Linked DNA regions of Homo sapiens: region 2 is linked to region 1. The links are chromatin loops, found by intact Hi-C in ENCODE. Cell type or tissue: OCI-LY7. All regions are shown on one strand. Each heading gives the region's core, and the rest is flanking DNA. Links, peaks and the distances in the headings are about the cores only. Region 1 has its middle 29 kb from the start of KLRF1. Region 2 has its middle 47 kb from the start of LINC02367.

Region 1 (12,752 bases), core at 2,562-10,561:
AAATTAAAAACATTTTTGCTTAACATAATACTATCAAAAAAGTGAAAGGATAACCCATAATGTGAGAAAATTTTTGCATATCATATATCTGATGGAGGACTTGAAAGAAGAATATATAAAGAACTCCTACAATTCATTATTTAAAAGATACATTACCCCATTAAAATATGGGCAAAAGATCTGAAAAGACATTTCTCCCAAGAAGACATAAAAGACACAAATTGAAAAAAGGCCATGAATGATTATCAAGAACATAGTTATTAAAGAAACACAAATGAAAACCATAATAAGATATCATTTCATGCCCACTAGGATAGCTATAATAAAAAAGACAGACAATAACAAGTATTGATAAGGATGGAGAAAAATCAGACCTAGCTACCTTGCTAATGAGAATGTAAAATGGTGTAGCCACTTTGGTAAACAGTTTGGCAATGCCTCAAAATGTTAAATCCCAGCAAGTTATTTCCAGGATATCAACAAAGTTATTCTAAGGTTTATATGGAGAGGGAAAAGAAACAGAAAAGCCAACACAATATTGAAAGAGAAGAACAAATTTGGACTGACATTACTTGACTTCAAGACTTAGTATAAAGCTGCAGTAATCAAGAGTGTGTTGTTAACTAAAGAAAAGACAAACAGATCAAGGGAACAGAATGGACAGCCCAGATGTAGACTCACATAAATGCAGTAAACTGATCTTTGACAAGGCAGCAAGAGAGTACAAAGGAGCAAAGGATCTTCTTTATAACAGTGATGCTGGAACTGGACATCCACAAGCAAAAAATAAGAAGAAGAGAAAAATTTTTAAATAAAAACAGACAGAATTTGTACTCTTCTCAAAAATTAACTCAAAATAAATTTTATGAAAAAATGTAAAACACAAAACCATAAAACTCATAGAATAAAACTTAAAATAAAATCTAGATGATGTTGGGTATGAGAATTTTTTAGATACAACACCAAAGATATGATTTATGAAAGAAAGGATTAATAAACTGAACTTTTTTCAAACTAAAGACTTAAAGACTTCTACTCTGCCCAAGATACTGTCAAAACAATGAAAAGGTTTTCTTCCAGGGTTTTTATGGTTTTGGGTTTCACACTTAAGTCTCTAATCCATCTTGAGTTAATTTTTGTATAAGGTGCAACGAAGAGGTCCAGATTCTGTTTTCTGCATATGGCTAGCTAGTTCTCCCAGCACCATTTATTAAATAGGGAATCCTTTCCCCATTGCTTATTTTTGTCAGGTTTGTCGAAGATCAAATGGTTGTAGATGTGTGATGTTATTTCCAAGGTCTCTGTTTTGTTCCATTGGTCTATGTGTCTGCTTTGGTACCAGTACCATGCTGCTTTGGTTACTGTAGCCTTGCAGTATATTTTGAAGTCAGGTAGCATGCTGCCTCCAGCTTTGTTCTTTTTGCTTAGAATTGTCTTGGCTTTACGGGCTCTTTTTTGGTTCCATATAAAATTTAAAGTAGTTTTTTCTAATTCTGTGAAGAATGTCTGTGGTAGTTTGGTGGGAATATCATTGAATCTATAAATTACCTTGGGCAGTATGGCCATTTTTATAATACTGACTCTTCCTATCCACGAGCATGGAATGTTTTTCATTTGTTTGTGTCCTCTCTTATTTCCTTGAGCAGTGCTTTGTAGTTCTCCTTGAAGAAGTCCTTCACATCCCTTGTAGGCTGTATTCCTAGGTATTTTATTCTCTTCATAGCAATTGTGAATGGGAATTTATTCATGATTTTGTTCTCTGCTTGTCTGTTATTGGTGTATATGAATGCTTGTGATTTTTGCACATTGATTTTTGGGCTCATTAAGGAGTTTTTAGGCTGAGACAATGGGGTTTTCTAAATATAGAATCATGTTGTCTGCAAACAGAGACAATTTTATTTCCTCTATTCCTATTTGAATATCCTTTATTTCTTTCTCTTGCCTGATTGCCCTGGCCAAAACTTCCAATACTTAGTTGAATAGGAGTGGTGAGAGAGGAAATACTTGTCTTGTGCCGGTTTTCAAAGTGAATGCTTCCAGCTTTTGCCCATTCAGTATGATATTGGCTGTGGGTTTGTCATAAATAACTCTTATTATTTTGAGACACATCCATCAATACCTAGTTTATTGAGAGTTTTTAACATGAAGGGATGTTGAATTTTATCAAAGGCCTTTTCTGCATCTATTGAGATAATCATATGATTTTTGTCATTGGTTCTGTTTATGTGACGGATTACATTTATTGATTTGTATATGTTGAACTAGCCTTGTATCCCAGGGATGAAGCCAACTTGATTGTGATGGATAAGCTTTTTGATGTGCTGCTGGATTCAGTTTGCCAGTATGATATTGAGGATTTTTGCATTGATGTTCATCAGGGATATTGACCTGAGGTTTTCTTTTTTTGTTGTGTCTCTGCCAGATTTTGGTATCGGGATGATTCTGGCCTCAGAAAACACAAACCATAAAAATCCTAAAAGAAAACCTAAGCAATACCATTCAGAGCATAGGTATGGGCAAAGACTTCATGATGAAAATGCTAAAAGCAATTGCAACAAAAGCCAAAATTGACAAATGGGATCTAATTAAACTAAAGAGCTTCTGCACAGCAAAGTAAACTATCCTCAGAGTGAACAGGCAACCTACAGAATGGGAGACAATATTTGCAATCTACCCATCTGATAAAGGTCTAATATCCATAATCTAAAAGGAACTTAAACAAATTTACAAGAACGAAACAAACAATCCCATTCAAAAAGTGGGCAAAGGATATGAACAGACACTTCTCAAAAGAAGACATTATGTGGCCAACAAACATATGAAAAAAAGCTCAACATCACTTGTCATTAGAGAAATGCAAATCAAAACCACAATGAGATACCATCTCACACCATTCAGAATGGCGATTATTAAAAAGTCAAGAAACTATAGATGCTGGTGAGGCTGTGGAGATAGTGGAATGCTTTTACACTCTTGGTGGGAATGTAAATTTGTTCTACCATTGTAGAAGACAGTGTGGTGATTCCTCAAGGATCTAGTACCAGAAATACCATTTGACCCAGCAATCCCATTACTGGGTATATACCCAAAGGAGCATAAATCATTCTACTATAAAGACACATGCAGACATATGTCTATTGCAGCACCATTCACAATAGCAAAGATATGGAACCAACCCAAATGCCCATCAATGATAGACTGGATAAAGAAAATGTGGTACATATACACCATGGAATACTATGCAGCCATAAAAAAGAATGAGATCATGTCCTTTTCAGGGACATGAATGAAGCTGGAAGCCATCATCCTCAGCAAACTAACACAGGAACAGAAAACCAAACACCGCATGCTCTCACTCATCAGTGGGAGTTAAACAATGAGAACACATGGACACAGGGAGGGGAACAACACACACTAGTGCCAGTCAGGGGATGGGGGGAAGGGGAGGGAGAGCATTAGGACAAATAGCTAATGCATGTGGGGCTTAAAACCTAGATAGTGGGTTGATAGGTGCAGCAATCCACCATGGCACACGTATACCTATGTAACAAACCTACATGTTCTGCACTTGTATCCTGGAACTTAAAAATAAATGAATAAAATTTTTTAAAAAATGAAAAGATAAGCCACAGACCAAAAGAAAATACTTAACAAAAGACATATCAGATAAAGGACTGTAATCCAAAATAGATAAATAACTCTTAAAGCTCAACAATAAGAAAATGAATTACCTGATTAAAAAATGGGCCAAAGATCTGAACAGATACCTTGTTAAGAAGATATACAAATGGAAAATAACCTTATTAAAATATGATCAATATCATATGTCATTAGGTAATTTCACATTAAAACATGCTATTACAGAAAAACCAATTACTATATGTTCTCACTTATAAGTGGGAGTTAAGTTATGAGTATACAAAGGCGCACAGAGTGATATAATGGACTTTGGAGACTCAGAAGGGGAAGAATAGGAGGGGTTTTGGAATAAAAAACTACATATTGGGTAAAGAGTGCACTACTTGGGTGATTGATGAGTGTAATAAAATCTCAGAATTCACCACTATATAAATTCATCCATGTGACCAAAAATCACTTGTACTCCAAAAGCTATTGAAATTTAAAATTTTCTTTGAAAACATTTACACACCAATTAGAAATGTCAAAATCCAAAATATGAACAACACCAAATGCTGATAAAGATGTGGAGCAATAGGACTTTCATTCTTTGCTGATTGAAATGCAAAATGGCACAGCCACTTGGAAAACATGTTGACAGTTTCTTAGAAAACTAAACACATTCTTACCATATAATCCAGTAATCCCACTTCTTGGTCTTTATCCAAATGAGTCGACAACTTATGTCCACACAAAAGCCTGCTCATGAATGTTTACAGCAGCTTTATTCATAATTGCCAAACCTTGGAAGAAACCAAGATGTCTTTCAGTAGGTGAATGGATAAACTGTGGTACATTCAGACAATGGAACATTCTTCATCACTAAAATGAAATGGGCTATCAAGCTATGAAAAGGCATGGAAGACCCTTAAAATGCGTAGTTTAAATAATTAAATAAATAAAAGATTTAAATAAAATACAAGATTTAAATAAAAAGTGTGCATATTAAAAATACATGAGCTGCAAAAAATATATTCTTGAGGCACAAAACTATAAAATATCACATAATCACTTTTTTAAATAATTATGGGGCCCTTTTCTTATAGATGTTTGTAATGTGTTTGCTTACATGCCTTTAATGGATATGTGCTCTGAATTTATATATTCATTGTCTAATTATTTTAAAAGTTAATATTAAATGCCTATACATTATAAATTAATAAATCAAGAACTTATTGCTTGTCAGCTAATGTGCTAGATACTGGAGAATAAAGATATTAGTAAAAGCTTCAACTGCCTCAAAGGATTTTATATTTACAATACAGGCTAAGCTCAAATATAGAGAAAAAGTGTATGATGGCAAGGCTTAGAAATCTCTAGAACTACATCTGATAGAACAGAAAGGGAACAAATTGACAAGACAAAGGTGGATATTAAGATACTTTTTCTGATTGAGCATTGGTAGTGGTAATTCAAACATGAAGTGATTTCTACATGTATTCTACATGCATTATATCATTAGAACCTCTTATCACACTTTAGTTGCAGCTTAGATTGTTAACCTTGTTTGAAAACGAAGAATAGAAACATAAGAAGAATCATATTATTCTCCAAAGTTACCTAGAGATAGTAAAATTCTGGGGCTAGGACTTAGAGGCCTCAAATCTGACTTCATGGAGCTGTTTCTCCACACAAGCTTTACCTAGACTAATGAGTAGTACAATCGGTTCTATACTCTCTTAAAACCTTAGTCCTTCAACAGCTGGAAACACACTGCTTTGCAAATCACTTAAATATCTAGTTAAATTAGTTTTTTTTTTCTTTTTATGCAAACAATGACCCCTGAAAGGAAAAAAAAAAACACCCTGGTACTTCTATGGGATCAAAAAATAGATATTATATAATAAAATACAACAGATGATATAATTTCTGTGATTTCACATCATACAAAGTTGAAACATATATGAAAAATATATTAAAACCATGTGATTGAACATTCACATAAAGTACAAAAGACCAAAGTTTAGAAAATAAACTGCAAAATCCTCTGTTTCTGCTCATATATCTAAGCCTTTTCTCTTGGTCATAAACACTACATAGATAGAGAAAGCAGCTTTGCTCTTAATAATACCTGAGCATTGAAGACCGTTTTCCCCAAAATAGCTTCTACCATACACGCATTCATTCTTTCACTCATTCACTCACTCAATATCAATTTAATACCTAGAATGTTTCAGATATTGAAAGAACAATAACTTAAGATCAATGATTTATAATTGAGAAAGGAAATGTCAAATATCGGTGATGGAGGTTATTCTTACCTAATTTCTATTTTTTAATTTATATACCATTAATACTTTATGAAACACATGAAATAGAAGAGTCTATAACTTTTATTTGTGTATTTCTAACATCTGTCAGTTTCTGGCCCACTTGTTTGTCTAATAAGTGTTTGACTAATGATCAAATGGAAAATAGAATCTGGTGAAGGTGTCCAAACGCAGAAAGGAAGGTGTTTACAGGGAGGACAATATGAGAGCCCAGCACTTTACCTCCTGACCACACAGTAGCAGGTGTTTCCTTAAGGCCTCACACCACCACTAGAGAGCAACAGTTCACAAGCGAACTGAAGGTCTACGTGCAAGAGCCCTTGCAGGAATGCAGAAGAACAGGAAGGCTGTGAGGTGTAGGCCTTGTGTCAGAAATTGGTCTGAGGAGCTCATTTACTCCAAGGCAGTTATTTGAAACACAAAATCAAGTGATGTGCTTTAATTCGCTGGCCCTGTGCCCTCTATTATTTAACCCGATTCTTTCTTCGAGTCATACAAAACAATTACTCTAATTATTTTTTTAAAATATTTTTAAGCATCTGTCCTGATCTGGTCATTGTGCTCAGTATTGCCACACTGCCTATTATTATGTGCCTGCATTCACCATCTGTTATACAGCAGGAATAATGAATAGTTTCATCTTTTAAATTTTAGTTTTTAGGATTATCTCCCCCTCCAAAAACATTGAAATGATTACAATTATATAAATTAAAGTAATTTTGATTTAGGATATCCCCCTACTATTAAATACCAAATAAGACAACTGAATATGCATTTCAAGTTTATGAATGCAAATAAACATATATGTTAATGATTAGGAACCCTCTTGTATTAGAGTCAATTGCCCTCAAGCTGGTAAAGAAATTAGAGTTTCTTTTTCCCAGCTTTATTATATAAAAAGTTTATATGCCACAAATAGGCTAATTTGATTGCTTTATAAACATATTGCCTCTTTAAAATACAAAGTAAAATAACTTGCAAAAGGAACTTGAAATCTGTCAATGTCAATCTGTTCTAGCACAATCTATCCCAAATCTTCAATAGGCCTGAAAACTCCAACATTACTGTAAATTCATTTATTTTCTTTCTTTCTTTAAGGAATAAAAAAGAGAGTTAGTAACTTACTCTGTTAGGCATTGCGCCAAAGTAAGTTCCACTAAAATTTGTGTAAACGTTCAATGTGGTGTTTATTTTTTTTTTCTGAGAATTCCTTGTCCTAAATGATGCTTACTTCCTGTTTAACATTTACGAAGAAAACAATATGCAACACATACTTTAGCTGAAGTTATAATGGAGTTATCATTACAGTTCATTACAGCCAGTCCTTGTTACCCAAGATTAGATGCATAAAAGGCTGATCGCCGGCCCCTGCCTTTTGAAAGCTACCTAATTGTAAACGACAGCATGTATTAGATTGGTGCAAAAGTCATTGCAGTTTTTGCCATAATTTCAACAGCAAAATGAATATGCCTGCTCCCCCCAAAAATGTGGTTGGAATACTCGTAAAAAAGAAGAAAAAAAATTATTCACAGAGGTCTAAAATCCTGAAACCAGCTCAAAGAGTATCTGAATGTTTATATTGTTTTGAATTGAATAAAATGAGCAGTGAAAAAAAACAGACAGAAGTATGTCTGTTTCCAATTTATTCTGTGTCCTGGAAATAAATTTTTTCTCATTTTTTCTTTAAAATGAAATTCACACACACACACACACTTATGGGAAGAAATTAACAAAAGATCTCTAACCAGAGAGTATAAAATTTCAGGCAGTCTCATGAAAATAATTCACCATAAATCCTCCACTATCAAATGATTACATAGGAAACTGCATATTATAGTTACAATTATGAGTACTTTAAAGAAAACACCTAAGAAAGTTAATATGAAACACAAAACAACCCTTATGTGTAATTCACATGAAGAGATTGATAGTGGTAGAGTCAGCGGCAGCATTAGAAGTGGTAAAGATGGTGATGTTGATATCACTAGTATTATCGATACTACTTCTCTAGCAACCAAAGGAAGGAAGTGTATAAAGGAAAAGTAAAGATCAATTACGTCAAATTTTTCTGAGAAGCCCGGTAAGAAGAAAACCGAAAATTAAATATATAATATAGCAACATATCAGTAATTATTTAATACCTTGACAAAATCAGAACAAAAATTATTCTGAGAGTTATCCAGAAGAATAATTACAGCAGAAAAGCCAAGATGGTTTTTCCTCCTAAAGGAAGAAAATGGTGGGGTCTTTAAATGACAGATATTAAATAATGACAATCAAAACAACAATGGTAGTGTCTTCCCAGACAAATTCAATCACCATTCAGATCTCAGCTCAATTTTTAATTTGTGGATAATCAGAAGGGATGTGGACTGACACTGTCAATCATGTGGTTCTTCCTAAAACCCATGTAAAAGCCAATGCGTTCGTCCTCACAGTATTCCAGTGGTTGACATACTCCCCCTCCTTGATTTCCACCATTCTCCTGTAGAAAATATATGAAAAGTGTTGAGGATGTAAACTTAAATCATGATAAATGTTTGGTGGTTAACTGATGCAACAAGAGGAATCAATACAAGACACGCTATTTGAAAAAGTTCTATTTCTCAGGCTAGACCTCCTGGCCAGGATGCTGCCAATATCACCTGCCCAGAAAAAAAGAGCTGGAGATTTTTCAGCGAGCTCAGGCTGAGTATATATTGGACCACTGGAAATGAAATTTTGAGAGGTACAGAGTCACGGTACCTTTCAAAGCAGGGTAAAACCAAAGAGAATATATGGTACACGAAGGTAAGAAGGCTTCTGCTTCTTACTTCTTGGACTTGCTATCTGCATATCACGTCTGCAGTGCCTTTTTCTCTCAGGAGCACTACCATACTTACAAATGAGAAATCTAGAAGAAATCTGGATTATTCAGAGAAGTCCTCTCTGATCACATCTTTTAATATAATCATCCTCGATCTACCCACTCTCGCTCACTATCATATGTACACATCGATGTCTGTATTAATTAAACAAATACTTATTGAACATCTGCTATCACCTGGCAATGTTCTCGGCACTAGGTATATAGCAATTAGTACAAGAAAACTGATGCCCTTATGCTGCTTACATTCAAATGAAGGGAGATAGGCAGCAAACAGAACAATCTTATACTAATAATTCGGCTGGAGGAAAAGTGCCTTGAAGAAACAAAGCAGGGTCCAGGCATAAATATGGGGGTCCAGGGAGTTCTTTACCATTGCTTCAAGACAGAAGCAGAAAGATCACAATTAAAACACTGTTAACGATAGCAGGCAATTGTTGGTGTTAGCGTGAAATGTGAAATACAGTGGTCGCAGTGGACGTATGATTCTGTGTGCATTGCTCACTGAGGGTTAGATGTTGTGTTTAGGAGAGAGAGGACAAAGTTGTCTCAGGAGTTTTTGATATGTGTGAATGTGATAAAACTACCATTGAGATATGAAAAGCTGGAGAATAAGCTGGTATGAAAGGCAAAATGAGAAGATGAGCTTTTAACATTTTAAATTCAAAATGTCAATTTGACACTGAAGTAGAGAGTGTGACTAAGCGGTTGCCAGACAAATATGGAATGCAAAAAGGAGGTCAAAGCTGAAAAACAGGTCGTAAGAATATGGAAGGCATTAATGCTATGGGCTGGATGAGATAATCTAGGAAGCTTGTGCAGATAAAGTAGAAGAAAACAAAGGGGTGAAAAGGGCTTCTTCAGAGAAATGACTAGTGACATAGAAGAAAAGTTTCATGCAAGCCAAACTGAGAGAGAGAAACAGAAAGAGAAAGAAATGGAAATCAAGATGAAAACAGAGAACCAGTCATTAGTTTTGTAAAATGAAGGTCATTGGTGGTCTTGACAGGAATAGTTTAGGGTGCAGTACTAACTACAAAAGCCTGTTTCAAGTGGGTTATGTTTTTTAAATGAGACATTTCAGCATGATTTTTTATTTCCCCAGCTAAATACACCTATTAAGGTGCAGGTGTAGTGTAATCAGAAAAGTAGATTTAATTGCTGGGGAATTATATAAGCCAAATTATATTAGTCAAATCACACAGCTGTGACAAGAGACAGTAATTTCATCATTGTCATGATACAAAGGTGATTCCGCTGTTACTAACAGGATTTTACAATCCCAGCCCACTTAGTGCTCATATAAACACAGATATTTTAAGAAAAACAATTTGTTGCTTCACTGAAATTCAAGGTACGTTGGGTTCTATATTTATTCTTCTTATTAATGTTCTCATTTTATCTTCTTTTAAATTAATTCAATTATTTGCTAGTTTGACATATTTTGTATTAGGCTTTTCTTATACTAAAAAGTGTAACAAACTATGACAATAACCTTGAATGAAATTGTAAACCGCCAATACCTCCAAAAATACCCTTGAAATTTGTAACTTCTTGTTTCTAAGAAAAGAAGTTAAATTGACTTCCTATAAATTACATAGTTTTGTGGTGAAATGAAGAGAAACGTGTATAGGAAACAGATGCGTAGGAGTTACTTCCTTATTTGGTTGCAAATGAATTCTGAAGTTTCGAAGAAAGGTAGAAGGTGAGTTTTCCTAAAACCAGGACATTCAAAAACCGTTCCAACATCCAAAGCAAGACTGAGAAGTATATTTCCTACAACTGGTTTATCACACGGCTCCTTAGCCCCTTTATTAGAACTTTTCCTTTTATCACCTTGTGTAATTGTGTAATCATATTATTTTATGATCACTTTTTTTGCAGGTAAAATGCTTTATTTATAAGGCTTATATGTATAAAATTCAACTGTAGACACACAGGTCGGAGACTATGTTAATTCATTTTTTATCTCCCATGGTTCTTACTTTCCTGATATTCATCGTGAAGCATGGGGCAATAGTACTTTTTAGTATTAACATGTAGGTAAACAAAGATATTTCCTATTTTATGCATCAATTTAATATTTGATATGTTCTGCTGTACTTCTGGATACAAAGTGCTCCTTGATTTTATCATTCAATTCCATTTGACTCAGTACACCTATGACTCAAACCAACCATGTGGTCAATGGAAAAAACACAGAGATACGGCCTTAGCCACTATAGTCAAAGGTATACATTTTGTCTTTACAGCCACTTTCCTGTCTATTTCTTTGGAAAAAATCATTTGCCTACATAATATGGTCCTGGGAGGTTTTCAGTCAGAATATACCATCCTCCTGGTTGAAATGATTACTTTAAAAATGGCAGATGAAGCTTCCAATGCAATAAAATATTGATCTACATACTCTGATGACAGTAAATAGAACTATGTTTGCTTTTTATCTGTATGACTCATGTTTATGGTTTCCTACAAAATGTTCATTTCTGTGTGTTTATCAGAGAGTCAAAACATTCCTTATGATTATCCCCCAAAAAATGCCAGATGCAAGGAGTTGGAGGAGCAGATCTTGTTGAGATACAGGCTGCAGAGAAATTCCGTTTGCTCATTCTTTTGTAGTATTGATTGGTATGGCTCTTAGGGAGTAAAATGATATGTATCATCCAAAAAATAAATACATCAAGAATGATATCCCAATTTTTTGCTAGGATTTGTCCCCAAATTTCTTCAGGCTGTGTTACAGGTCAGGTTCCTCAAAAACAGACTCTCAGATGAAGGATTACATAAAGGATGTTAAGTACCTGTGGATGAGAAAGAAAGGATTGGGCAAAGGCAGATATTGAATTGTGATGCAGTAACACAAAGGCTTCAGCTAACAGTATAGGGAGCTCTGGAGGTGAGTGCCCTTTCAAGTTTATCTTGATATAAGGCAACAAGTCCAAGCTTTTATACTCCCACACGAACCAGCCGTTTGATACATCTGGCACTGGGAGAAAGTGTGACTTTGAGAAGGCACTTCTGTTTAGCTGAGAGCCATACAAGGAAGATTCAGTTGAAAGCTTCTGACTCCCAGGTGCTGAGACAATGAGGCTTCAGTCCAAAGTGGAGACACACCATTGCACCCATTGTAAATGGAAAACCAGTTTTTAAATCAAAAGATAAGGAAGACATATATATATATATACACACACACACACACATATATATACATATATACACACATATATGCAGATAGATAGATAGATAGATGGATAGATAGATAGATAGATAGATAGATAGATAGATAGATAGATAAATTTTCCTGATCAGACTCCTTTGCTTAGGGCTAGCAGCATATATCCAAAAGTCCATTAAAATATCCAACTCAATCTCCCACATATTCCAGAAACAAAAGTGATCATTTTGATTCTTTTCTAAATCTAATTTTACCCCCTAATTTCTGACTCATTTGAAAGAATACTGCCCACAGTTTTAGGAATCAAAGCATGAAGGCCATCCTTGACTCTCTGTCTGCATTTTTTTCTGATTAAATGACCCTACCTAATAAATCATAGACTGTAATGACTAGTAATGTCTTTAATTCAACAACTTTCCATCATCTCTACTTCCACTGCATTGGTCTTAAAGGCAGTCATCTCTCTATGGTATCCCTTTATTCCAGTTCATCTTGCACCTGTTAGACTGAGTAACTTCCAAAAATTGCACCTGTTAACTTCCAAAAATTAATATCTAATTGCAATTTGTCCCAAATTTATAAGAATTTATTACTTTCTTTCTGCACTTAGAATAATTCCAGACTATTTAACAGCATTGATTTCACCCTGTAATCTGGCTTTGTCTCTTGTTCCATTCTTCAGTCTCACTGTAGTGGACCATTCTTTCTCCCATCTCTAAGACTTGTACATTTTACCCTTGTCTACAAAGTTGTTGTTGTTGTT
Region 2 (12,752 bases), core at 2,708-10,707, 480 kb after region 1:
CCTTTTGAGCCAGACCTCACTTTCGCCTCGACCCTCAGCCGGCTCGGCTCCTCCTGTATTGCCTCCTTGTGAGGAAGAGGAAAGTTTCCTTCACCCAGTTCCACCGCCTTATAACCCTCCTGCTCCCTCAGAATGTTCTCTTGTCTCCTGCACTACCTCCCCTGTGGGCTCTCCACCTATTGCCTCCTGATCGCGGCCACGGCAGGAGGAGGTAGCCCCCCTCCTCCCGCTGAGGAGGCACAAGTCCCTCCGGGCGATAAGCACTCAGGCCCATTCTTAGTTTATGTCCGCTTCTCTACTTCTGACCTGTACAACTGGAAGACTCATAACCCCCCCTTTTCTGAAATGCCCCAGGTCTTGACCTCACTGATGGAGTCCATGCTCCGGACTCACCGGCCCACCTGGGAGGACTGTCAACAGCTCCTTTTAACCCTTTCCACCTCTGAAGAGAAGGAACGTACCCGAAGAGAGGCCAGAAAATATTTCCTTACATCAGACGGTAGACCAGAGGAGGAAGCTCATAACCTCCTAGAGGAGGTTTTCCCTCTACCCGGCCTAATTAGGATCCAAACTCCTCAGGCAGGAAGAGAGCTTTAGATGATTTTCACCAGTATCTCCTTGCGGGTATCAAAGGAGCTGCTCGAAAACCCATAAATTTGTCTAAGACATTTGAAGTTGTCCAGGGACCTGATGAGCCACCGGGGGCGTTTTTGGAACGCCTCCAGGAGGCCTACCGGAGTTACACCCCTTTTGACCCGGCGGCTCCCGAGAATAGCTGTGCTATTAATTTGGCATTTGTGGCTCAGGCAGGCCCTGATATTAAAAGAAAATTACAAAAACTGGAAGGATTTGCTGGAATGAACATTAGCCAACTTCTAGAGATAGCCCAGAAAGTTTTTGACAATCGAGAGTTTGAAAAGCGAAAACGGGCAGCTCAGGCAACTGAAAAGGCCGCCGATAAGGCATCCAAAAGACATGCGAAAATCTTAGTGGCGGCCATCCAGGAAGCCAAGAAGGAAAGGCCCCCATCACAGAGGAATGGCCAGGGAACCCCAGGTCCCCGCCAGAAAGGCAAGAAAGGCGAGCAGGCTCCCCTGGAGAAAAACCAACATGCTTATTGCAAGCAGACTAGACACTGGAAAAAAGAATGCCCATTAAAGCCAGAGGAAAAACCAGAAAAGAAAAATTAAGTCCTCACCCTCCCCGCAGCGGAGGAGTCTGATGACTGACGAGACCGGGGCTCCTTCTCTCTTGGCCCCCAGCAGCCCACGGTGACCGCCACAGTGGAGGGCCATGGTGACGTCCGGTAGCCTACTTGTCTTAAGAGGCTAGACCCTGTGGCCTCCACCAAGTAGCCAAGTTGTCTGTGAGCAGTAGCAGCAACAGCGAGCCTGGTCCAGGAAGCTGATAAACTGACTCTGGGCCAAAATTTAACCCTTACAGGTCCTCATGCTGTAGACACTTTACTATGAAGTGCCTCTGGCAAATGGATGTCAAATGCCCGCATCCTGCAGTATCACAGTTTACTGTTAGATCAGCCTCATTTAACTTTCTCTCCCACAAGATGCTTAAATCCAGCTACCTTGCTCCCTGACCCAGACCTTACCACACCTGTCCATGACTGCCAAGAACTGTTAGAGACTACGGAAACTGGCCGACCTGATCTCCAAGACGTGCCTTTAAAGGAGGCGGATGCCACTGTGTTTACAGACAGTAGCAGCTTCCTTGAGCAGGGAGTTCGAAAGGCTGGTGCTGCCATCACTACGGAGACGAATATACTGTGGGCCCAAGCACTGCCAGCAGGTACCTCGGCACAGAGGGCTGAGTTGATTGCCCTCTCTCAGGCCCTCCGATAGGGTAACGACGAACGTATTAAAATTCACACTGACAGCAGGTATGCTTTTGCTACTGTGCATGTACATGGAGCCATCTACCAAGAGCATGGGCTACTCATCTCAGCAGGAAAGGCTATCAAGAACAAAGAAGAAATTTTGGCCCTGCTTGAAGCTGTTTGGCTCCCTCAACAGCTGGCTGTAATTCACTGCAAATGACATCAAAAAGAAGACATGGCCATTGCCTGTGGTAACCAAAGAGCAGACTCTGCAGCCTGGGAGGCAGCTCAACTCCCAGTCACGCCTCTGACTCTGCTGCCTGCAGTGTCCTTTCCGCAACCTGACTTACCAGATCACCCAGAATACTCCCCAGAGGAGGAAAAATAGGCTTTGGATCTTCAGGCCAGTAAAAATCAGGAAGATTGGTGGATTCTTCCTGATTCCGGAATCTTCATACCCCAAGCTCTCGGGGAAACTTTAATCAGTCGTCTGCATTCTACCACCCATTTAGAAGGAGGAAACCTGGCCCAGCTTCTAAGGAGCCGTTTCAAGATCCCCCACCTTCAGGACTTAGCGAACCAAGCAGCTTGTGCCCAGGTGAACGCCAAGCAAGGTCCTAAACCCAGCTCAGGCCACCGCCTCCGGGGAGGCTCGCCAGGAGAAGGTAGGAAATTGGCTTTACAGAAATAAAACCACACCAGGCAGAGTACAAATACCTTCTGGTACTACTAGACACCTTTTCTGGATAGACTGAGGCATTTGCCACCAAGAACGAGACTGCCAGACTGCCACCACGGTAGTTAGGTTTTCACTCAATGAAATCATCCCTCGACATGGGCTGCCTGCTGCCATAGGGTCTGATAATGGACCGGCCTTCACCTCGTCCATAGCTCAGTCAGTCAGTAAGGCACTAAACATTCAATGGAAGCTCCATTGTGCCTCTCGATCCCAGAGCTCTGGGCAGGTAGAACGCATGAACCACACCCTAAAAAATACTCTTACAAAATTGATCTTAGAGACCGGTGAAAATTAGGTGAGACTCCTTCCTTTAGCCCCTCTTAGAGTGAGATGCACTCCTTACCGGGCTAGGTTTTCACCTTTTGAAATCATGTATAGGAGGGCTCCGCCTATCTTGCCTAAGCTAAGGGATACCCATTTAGCAGAAATCTCACAAGCTAATTTATTACAGTACCTGCAGTCTCTCCAACAGGTACAAGACATCATCCAGCCGCTTGTCCGGGGAGCTCATCCCAACCCAGTTCCTGACCAGACGGGGCTCTGCCACTCTTTCCAGCCGGGTGACCTGGTGTATGTTAAAAAGTTCCAAAAGAAAAAAAAAAAGGACTCACTCCTGCCTGGAAAAGACCTCATACTGTCATCCTCACCACACTGACGGCTCTGAAAGTGGACAGCATTCCTGCTCAAATTCATAACACCCCCTAGTACCAAAGCATGTTTAACTGTAATCCATGACTAACTACTCTAATTACTGGATTGGCGGGACCCCTTTCTCCTCCTCTTGTTTAGTCTTCAAACCTCGTAAGTTAAAACTGGTTTCTTAACTTTATAAAGCAACACATAGCTTCTGTCAAACTTATATATCTTAAAGTCCAATATAACCCTCTTGTAACAAGTGGGGAATATGATATGCTACCTTGTTTTAACCTGAATTGAGTCTCCCTTAGCTGAGAGAGCCAGACAAACTCCATTTTGGCTCCTTCACTTGCAGCTCCTTGCCCACCCAATTCCTCAAGGACTTAACTTGTGCAAGCTGACTCCCAGCACATCAGAGTGCAATTAACTGATAAGGTCCTGTGGCAAGTTATGTCCGCAGTTCCCAGGAATTCGCTCGGGTGATAGTATCCTAAGCCCCTGCATTTGTATCCAGTAGATAGCACCCAAAGCCCTTGCACCCATCACCTTGTGATGGATTTAAAGCCCCTGCACCTGGAACCATTTGTTTTCCTGTAACCATTTGTCTAACTTTTTTTTGCCTGTTTTACTTCTATAAGATTGCTATAGCTAGGCTCCCCTTCCCCTCTCTAAACCAAAGTATAAAAGAAAATCTAGCCCCTTCTTCAGGGCTGAGAGAATTTTGAGCGCTAGCCGTCTCTCGATCGCTGGCTAATAAAGAACTCCTGAATTAGTCTCAAAGTGTGGCGTTCCTCTATTACCCACTTGGTTACAACAGCTTTATATTAATAATTGTAGTAATAAAGTTGATCGCACATAGGATGGAGGAGGCACCTGCCTGGTGAGATGAGACAATGGTCGGATTCACTGAGGCTCCTGCGTGTCCCGGATTTCCCGCTGGGGGAGGGTGTTCCGCTCAGCGGTTCCCACACCTGCTTCCATGGGAGAAGCAAGAAGAAGTCAGAAGGGTGGGCGAAGGAGTCAGAAGCTTCTATTATTGGTTCGGGGAGATGCTGTGTCGGGGGCATCAATTATATGGGGAACCAACCAGTTGCCAACTCCTGACCCTTGGAGTTGACCCCACACCGCTTAAACCTCTGCGCTGGTTCCCCGGGGGCCCACAGTGAGGTCTGTAACTCAGGGAGAGGCGCTGGAGCGGGGTGTGGGAGAATGGTGTGCAGGACGGGCTCCATGCACTTTGAAACTATAAACTGCCTTATGAGACAGGGGTACGGTGTGTGTGCATTTTCCTGGGAGAGTCCATAGTTTTTACCACATTGTGTAAAGCAATGCTGTGCAGTAGAAATATTACGCCATACACAATACATATGTACAGTTTTAGTTGTCAAAGAAACTGAAAGAAGATCTTGATGAACACGGATGGCATAGATGTGAGGAAAGCACCATTATTAAAGAATATTTATGCATTTATGTAATGCATTAAAAGGTAACAAAATGGATAAGCAGGTAACACAATAGCAAAGACCGAGAGTGAACTGCAGTCATCCACTGGGGAACTGAGGAGTCAGGGTTTCTCATTACAAAACTCCCTGATGGAAGACTATTACTTATCAACTATTTATTGTCTTTCCACTAAATAAGAAGTGATCGTCATCTTTTCAGATGAGCACCACAGACTTTGCAAAAGATAATTGCCAATTAACCTTTGTGCCTGGATTTTCTCATTCCTAAAAATAGATAGTATTACATGACTCCAAAGTTTGTTGTGAAGTTAATTGGGGTGGTGTATCTTAAAGTAACAAAAATGTTGACCACACGGGGGGGGGGTGGTTAGTGTAAGACTCTCTGTTTTTCTGTCTATATATATATATATATATATATATATATATATAAAAAGTATAGTTTAGGTTTACATAAAGACAAAGTATCATAAAAAGGGGTCTTACAATCGGTAGTACTAAAAAAATTTTTAAACTCCAAGATCTTCAATTTTAATGTATAAAAATAATAAAACATACTGATAAATAACAGAAGTTCTATAGTCAGACAACATAGGTTCAAGTTTGGGCTTGATCTCAAGTAGGGTTTCAATGTTGAAAAAAAATGCCATGTGGTCTTTCCAACTTCATTTCCTTATGTAACATAGGAGATAATAATAAATTCACTGTGATTAAGAGTTAAATGGAATAGTTCTTGAGAAGGTGTTAGAATGGTTCTAACATACATGGGTATTATGAGCTAATATTTGTAGTACCATTGTAGCATAAGGAAATACCATCTGCTGAGAGAGGCACAATAATGATTATCTTCATGATAATAGTTTAAGAGCTACCAGATACAGAACGAAGGGGCCATAAAATGATAATGTTATGAATGATTTTGATGCTTACGCCAGAATCCATTCTAGGATAGCTCCTGCCTGAAAAGAACTGGGATTCATTTCTTTGGAATCACAGGACACTGAGTGTGGCAAAAAGAAAACAAAAGAAAAATATGGAAATCACATATGTGATTTTAACATAGAAAGAAATAGGAGAGGCTGGGCGTGGTGGCTCATGCCTGTAATCCCAGCACCTTGGGAGGCCAAGGCGGGCAGATCACCTGAGGTCAGGAGTTTGAGACCAGCCTGGCCAACATGGTGAAACCCCGTCTCTACTAAAAGTACAAAAATTAGCTGGGCATGGTGGCAGGTGCCTGTAATCCCAGCTACTCAGGAGGCGAGGCAGAAGAATTGCTCAAACCCCAGAGGTGGAGGTTGCAGTGAGCCAAGATTGTGCCACTGCACTCCAGCCTGGGAAACAGAGCAAGACTCAGTTGAAAAAAAAAAGAAACAGAAGAAATTAGCAATATATTTCATTTACTCCAATGTATCCAAATTATGGTCATTTTAGCATGTAATCAATATAGATTTTAATGAGATAGTCTATGTTCTTTTTTCCTAAGTCTGAAATTCGGTGTGTATTTACACTGACAGCACATCTCAATTTAGACTAGCCACATTTCCAGTGCTGAGTGGCTGCATGTACCTGGTGGCTACCACACTGGACAGCACAGGTCTAAGGATTTCATTCCTGGTTCAAGACCAGACTCCTAGCCTTGGTTTTGGGTGTTTTTCACAAACTGGCCTCTCTTTATCATTCTTTTTCCTGGTACTTCCTCAAGGATGACTGTGTCCCCACCACTCAAGACCACTTGCCGTTTCACTACGTACCTTTGTTCAAGCTGTTCCTTTTACCTGGGATGCTCTCTCGTTTCGTTTTGTTTTGTTTTTCTGAGACAGGGTCTCACTGTGTTGCCCAGGCTGGAGTACAGTGACATGATCATGGCTCACTGCAGCCTCCACTGACCTCCTGGAGCTCAGATGATCCTCTCACCTCATCCTTCCCTAGCAGCTGGGACTACAGACCTGCACCACCACACCCAGCTAATTTAAAATATATATATTTGTTGGTAGAGACAGGAGTCTATGTTGACCAGGCTGGTCTTGATTCTTCCACCATGGCCCCCCAAACTTCTAGGATTATAGGTGTGAGCCACTGCTCCCCACCTGGAATGCTGTCTCTGCACCTTCTCCCTGGGCCTGGTAGAGAGGCACACATTCTGCTGAGAGGTTTTTTCCTGACTTCCCTAGCCCTAGAAGGGAATTTGTCCCTCCTTAGCATTGTACTCATGGCTGGATTAGAGTTTAACTGTTTTTGAGGCTGTTTCCCTGGCTATTGCATAGTGTCTTATTCACCTTTGTTGTGATAATGGTCTGCACTGAATAGATGATCAGTAGATGCTTGCAGACAGAATGAATAAACCACTAATCAGCCTCTTAATGCTTGAATGGACTTGCTACTTCCTTGTTTAGATTCGTGTCTGTACAATCCTCTCACGTGGATAGTACAGTAAACACAGACACCCTCAGATGTGGTAACAAGGAATTCATCTTAAAACGTGTGCAGAAAGTCTTACATCTTTATCCTCCTCCTGATCTTACAGGTGGGAGAACTGAGGCACAGGACTGAGTTAAGATGGCCAGCAAATTTGCATCAGTATAAATACAAAGAAGGGGAGGGGAGGAACATTCTTGAAAGGTGTGGGTGGTCTCACACGGTTGGGTTCCTCAGATGGTTGGAGATCAGTTGGCCGTGCCTTGGTTATCTGACAGGAGGGAAGAGAAGTGGGAGGTGAGGAGTAGCTCCTGGGTCCTCATGAGTATTCAAGGCAGGTTCAGGTCTGAGAAGCAGAGGATATCCTTCCTGGAAGCCTCAGTTAGGAGGAGGAACTCACTGCTGGAGAAAAAGTTGAAGAGGAAGGAGGACGGACATCTCAGATCATGGGAAGTGCTGGCCTGAGGAGGAAAGGAGAGAACCATCAGGGTAGAAGGGGCTGAGGAATCCGGCAGGGGGAGCAGAAGAGTGGGCACCAGCGTGGTGAAGAGGTGCAGTGCATTATGCATGATACACACATTATTATTATGGGAATAACCATATATCACAGTGCAGTTCTCAGCCTGGAGAATGGGAAATGGAAAGGACCAGAGATTCAGAGAGGGCAGTTTATCCAAGGTCACACAGCACTTTAAGGCCAAATAGAGCCTCCGAGGCATTTCTTGCCACACTCACCCAGGCCCACCCACACCTCTGTTGCCACGGAGGGTCCCACTACCCAGGAGAGCAGGTCTAGGGCACAGTGCCAGGCCTGATGAATGTCCTTCATGCCCTTTTCAAACAACAGGCTATGATTAGGCCTAATTATAGGGGTCCGGTCCCTTAATATTCTTCCTGGCATGTCTCTTGCCAATCAAATCAGTGCCATCTGCAGTGTGATTCCTGCTTTAGTGGCATCAGGGGGAGGAGTTAATTCAACCCAATATAAATAGACTGTGCCCTCACCTTGCAATTCGAGTATTTTTCCCTCCTGTCCTGCACCCCAACATGCACCTCCTTCCTTCTGGCTCCCTAAGCTCTAGCCTGGGTGAGCAGGGCCTGGATACTCTATACCTAGAGTCACTAGCCACTGCCCAGTCTGTGTCAGAAGCAGGCCTCTAATTCCTCAGGGTTAGAGTGGGAAGAACCCATGTGTGCACATTTGCTTTTCCAACCTGGGCACCATTTGGCAGCTGATTCAGGCAATTCTCTCACCACCACCACCCTGCCCATGTACCCCTGTTTCCAGCCTCTGTTTTTCTCTGCAGCCACGGCTCCTTTCTTGTGTTTCCAAGGTGGAGAGCTGAACTGAGATCATGTATGGACAGAGTGCCCGGCAGGTACCCAGCACCTTAGTACCAATTCCCCAGTCCCTGGTCCTGCCGTCTCCCTCCCTCATTCATTCAGCAGGCATCGGCAGAATCCCATCTCCTGTGAGCTCCTGACCTCCTACCAAATGCTCTGCTGCCACCCACCCCCACCTGATCAGAGGGCCACCCCCTGTACTGGGAAGTCCTCTCTCCAGTCCCTGCAACACAACCTCTGGGAGCAGCCCCTTTGGGGATTCTTGGTCCTGGCGGACCCAGCTGTCTTTCCTGGGTGGAAGGGGCCAAGGGGAGAGCCCAACTTGGAAGCTTTCGCTCCTGAGAGCCGGAGAGCTCACTCCCTTCCACCCCACCTAGCCTCCTGGTTTCCTGTGGTGGCTCTGCTCTCCCAATTCATGCTCTTCCTCCCACGAGGTAGCAAGGGGCGGGGGTGGGAGGGGGGTTGGGGAGGTTAGTCCTTCACTCTTTCCTGCAGCCAGAAAATATTTACCCAACAGTGCCTGTGTGCAAGGCACTGAGCAAATCACTATAGATCCAGTGATGAATAAGGCAGCGTCCTTGTCCAACTGGTGTATACACTCTGGCAGGAGAGACAGACCTAAATAACCAATTAATGATCAGTTATTTAATTACAGTTGTGATAAGGCCTATTTATAGTATTTTGTAATCACTAATCTTCATGTATCATGGAGCTTGCTCCACCATTGATCTGAGTGCGTTAACTCATTTAATCCTTGCCACATTTTATGAGCAGGCGCTGCTGTTATCCATTTTATAGATGAGGAAACTGAGGCACAGAAAGAGATCTGGCCGAGTGGCAAAGCCAGGGTTCAAAGCCAGGGATCGTGGCCCTGGGTTCTGTGGGTTATCACCGCCTCTGTGGAGGGGAGATGAGGTGCTGCGAGGCCCATCATGGGGGACCTAGCTTGGTCTCAGGGGTCAGGGAAGGCGGATGTGAGGAAATAGCATTTGTGGTAAAAATCTCACGGTGAGTGGGTAGGTCAGGAAAAACATTCCAGAAAGAAGGAAGCACATGAGCTACAGCCCTGAGGTGGAGGACCTGAAAGGAGGCCAGTGTGGCTGCAGCGCAGGCCGTTGAGGGAGCCGAGCTGGAGGGCTGCGGTTCTTGTATCGGCAGCACTGACCCCGCACAGTCCTTGGGCTCCAGTGACTTTTCGCTCAGTGTTTATCTAACTCGAGTGAGCGAATGGTGTTTGCTGTTTCCTGCAAAAGTCCCAGGGGTTGTTGGGTACACAGGTCCTGTCTTTGGCCACAAGCAACCTGAAATGAGGCTTGGTCTTCTTCCCGGGACCCCGGGCTGTGCCTCACTTGGGGGACCCCAGCATGAAGCATGTGACTGCCTGACTCAGGCCCCTCTCCTGGTCCAAGTCACCCCCACCCGGCCCCATCCCTGGTTGTTGCCAGACCTGGAGTCCCTGCTCCTTCACTGGTGCAGCCTCCTCTTCTGTCACCAACTACAGTCAGGAGGTGACAGGGATGAGGCTGCAGTCAGGGGATTTGCAGGCACAGAGGGTTGGGTGAGACAAAGAAAACGACAGGACATGGTGACAGATTAGGAACAAGAACGAAGGAAAGGGAGGAGTCAGCCATGACTGGGAGTAAGGTGGGAGCGCCGACACCTCTCCCCCTCCACTTGCCCCCATCCTGCAGCAATGGACAAGCATGTGGGCTTTTCATTTTCTGTGGGCTTTTTCAGTGGGGATGTGACGTGCTCCTCCTGCTTGGACACCTCCTGCACAAAAGAGACAGGTGGACAGACCTTCCTCCTTGCCCCTTGTCCTCACTTCCTCCATCCTTCCTTCTCTCCCATTCTACTGATTGGCATCTGGTGGCCCCCAAGGTTACACAGCACTGGATCAGCTGCCTGCATAATTAGCAAATCATTCTTTTTTTCTTTTTTGAGACGGAGTCTCACTCTGTCGCCCAGGCTGGAGTGCAGTGGCGCAATCTCCACTCACTGCAAACTCCGCCTCCCAGGTTCACGCCATCCTCCTGCCTCAGCCTCCCGAGTAGCTGAGACTACAGATGCGCGCCACCACGACCGGCTAATTTTTTTGTATTTTTAGTAGAGACAGGGTTTCACCGTGTTAGCCAGGATGGTGTTGATCTCCTGACCTTGTGATCCACCTGCCTCAGCCTCCCAAAGTGCTGGGATTACAGGCATGAGCCACCGCGCCTGGCCAGCAAATCATTCTTAATTACCCCAGAGTGGAAGAGAACAAAGGTGAAGACAAGAGCCCAGGTTCAGGATCTGCTTCTTTGGGGTCATGACAGAGGCGAGGGAAGGAGTGAATCTGGATCAGCAGTGGGTGCTCCCTGCTCCCTCCTCCCCAGTAGCCTCTAGGCCAGCTGCTGGTCCAACTCCAAAATCCACCACCCCTCAGCCACCCAGCCCTCCCAGGAGAAGCTGAAGTCCTTTCCTGTGTGTGTGAGCGCCAAGCTGGAGCCCAAGGATGACATGGAGGAGGCGCTTGGGGGGGTCCCCCAAGTCTCCATGCTGCTCGTCAACATCAGAGAGATCCTTTGTAGCAGAAAATGGAGTCGCAGGGTGTGGGTGCAAGACTCAGCCTGACTTAATGGGGGTCCCAGGGCATCACACTCAGGTGCAGCACAGAGGCGGGAGCCAGAAGGTGACCAGGGTGGCTTGGCTCGGTGGCCTGGGACCCCTCAGTGCAGTGTCCCTGATGACATGGGAGAGGTAGGTCAGGAACATGGTCCCAGGACAGCAGGTGCTGGCTTGCCTGACCTCCACGTTGCCCCTGTAGATACAAGAAGTCTGTCTTCCCGGACCAACTGGCTGGTGCTGTAACAAAGAGCCATGTGATGCTGGGGGCAGAGACAGAGAAGAAACTGTTCAGTGCCCCTTGTCCATCAATGAGAGAGCAGCTGGAGCAGCAGGTGGACAGGGAGCGGGAGGGGCAGGGGCAGGGGCAGGGGCTGGGGGCCTTGCCAGGCTCCTCTCTAGGAGAGGCTCTATTGAACCCCTTATGCCACCACAGCTGTGCAGGGTGCACATGAGGTCTCGCTAGCTGCTCCTGCAGGTCCCTGTCACCTCTCACATGTCCCTACCTAATCCCGTGTGTCCCGGAGAACTACTTCTACACGCCAGACCTGGGCCAAGTCCCCAAGGTCGATGTGCCATCCTACCTGACCTGCCTGGCAGACCTCAAGTATGGTGCCAGCCTGGGCCCCAGCATCACCCACTGCCCTGGCACCAGGCTCAAGTCTCTCAAGCCCAGTGAGCTGTGTGTTAGGATGGCAGCCAGGCTCCCTACTCAGTCACCTCCTTCCCTAGGCACCCCACACTTTCTCCCATTTCCACTTCCGACCTATAAGATGGCATGTTAACAGCACCCCAACCTCCCCAAGCTGCTGCGGTGCTGGTCAGTGCACCCTCATCCCCACCCCAGGCCCCGCCCACTGCAGTCCAAGGTGCCGGGCAGGATGACAGCAGCAGCATCCCCTTCAGGAGGGAGCCACTCTCTGAGGCCACCTCAGTCTCATTTCTGGATCCCTGGCAGATTTTCTGTGGGGTTGTTAGCTGGTCAGAAATCCCTTATTTCTTTTTAATAGTTGTCATTTCTTGTTCTACTTGGCTCATAAAATAGTGGTTTTCAAACTGTAGCGCCCTGGAATTCTCACCTCTACGGTAGAGGGAGCCTGGACAAGGGTGGCCCTGGGGCCCCCATTCCTAAACCAAGGAGGAAAAAGGGTCTAATAACAAAAACACTACAGGGGACAGGAACACGGAGCCGGGGGTCCAATGTGACTGAACCCCACACCCCACTCCGTGGCTTTCCTATTGCAGTGAGAGCCGTAAGCCAAGGCAGGGAACTGATGTGGGATCTCTTCAACAAGCTGGTCCTGAGACGCAAGGGTAGGAGGCAGGGCCGCTGTCTGCCATGGGCTGTGGCATCGTTAATTCTCTCTTGTCTTTTTCTTCCTGTGTTTAAGTCTCTGGGGCCTGGGGAAACCAGTGCTCCCCACAGACCTCCCTCACTCAGCCTTTGCCCTCCAGCCTTTTCACCTCTGGGGCTGGTGAGGGGCCGGGAGGAGAGAGCCCGTATGTCAGACAACAAACCGTGTCTGCTAACCCCCAGCAGCCACAGGCAGAGGAAGAAGAGGACAACTGGAAATCCTAGCGGGCGCCGCCATGCCTTCCTCCCCTAAACCCAGACTCCAGCCATGGCCCGGACGTGGACACAGCCAGAATGGGATCCTCAGCCCTGCTGCCCTGGAGGAAGGGGCAGGGATGGAACTGTCCCAGTTCTGTGTGGAGACCACCT

What was found. Hi-C counts contacts between places; a loop is a spot of excess contacts. Peaks named below come from ENCODE experiments on the same cell type or tissue, not always from the same donor. Only the 100,000 strongest peaks of a DNase experiment are listed, where the experiment ranks them.
Region 2: it touches region 1 in a loop (2.5-fold over the local background); 8 of 110 quality-filtered maps call a loop at or near these places.

Annotation. Positions count from the first base shown.
Region 1 is chr12:9,791,686-9,804,437 of GRCh38, reverse strand. It overlaps a transcript of KLRF1 not described here. Among named protein-coding and RNA genes, the nearest start is that of KLRF1, 29 kb to the left of the region's middle. RefSeq lists an enhancer at 6,285-6,384. In OCI-LY7, for the core only: CTCF peaks have their summits at 6,002 and 6,208 (motif pointing right); DNase peaks (open chromatin) are centred at 6,237 and 10,417.
Region 2 is chr12:9,314,259-9,327,010 of GRCh38, reverse strand. No RefSeq gene overlaps it. Among named protein-coding and RNA genes, the nearest start is that of LINC02367, 47 kb to the left of the region's middle. In OCI-LY7, for the core only: a CTCF peak has its summit at 7,579 (motif pointing right); DNase peaks (open chromatin) are centred at 7,050 and 7,170; H3K27ac peaks cover 717 bases.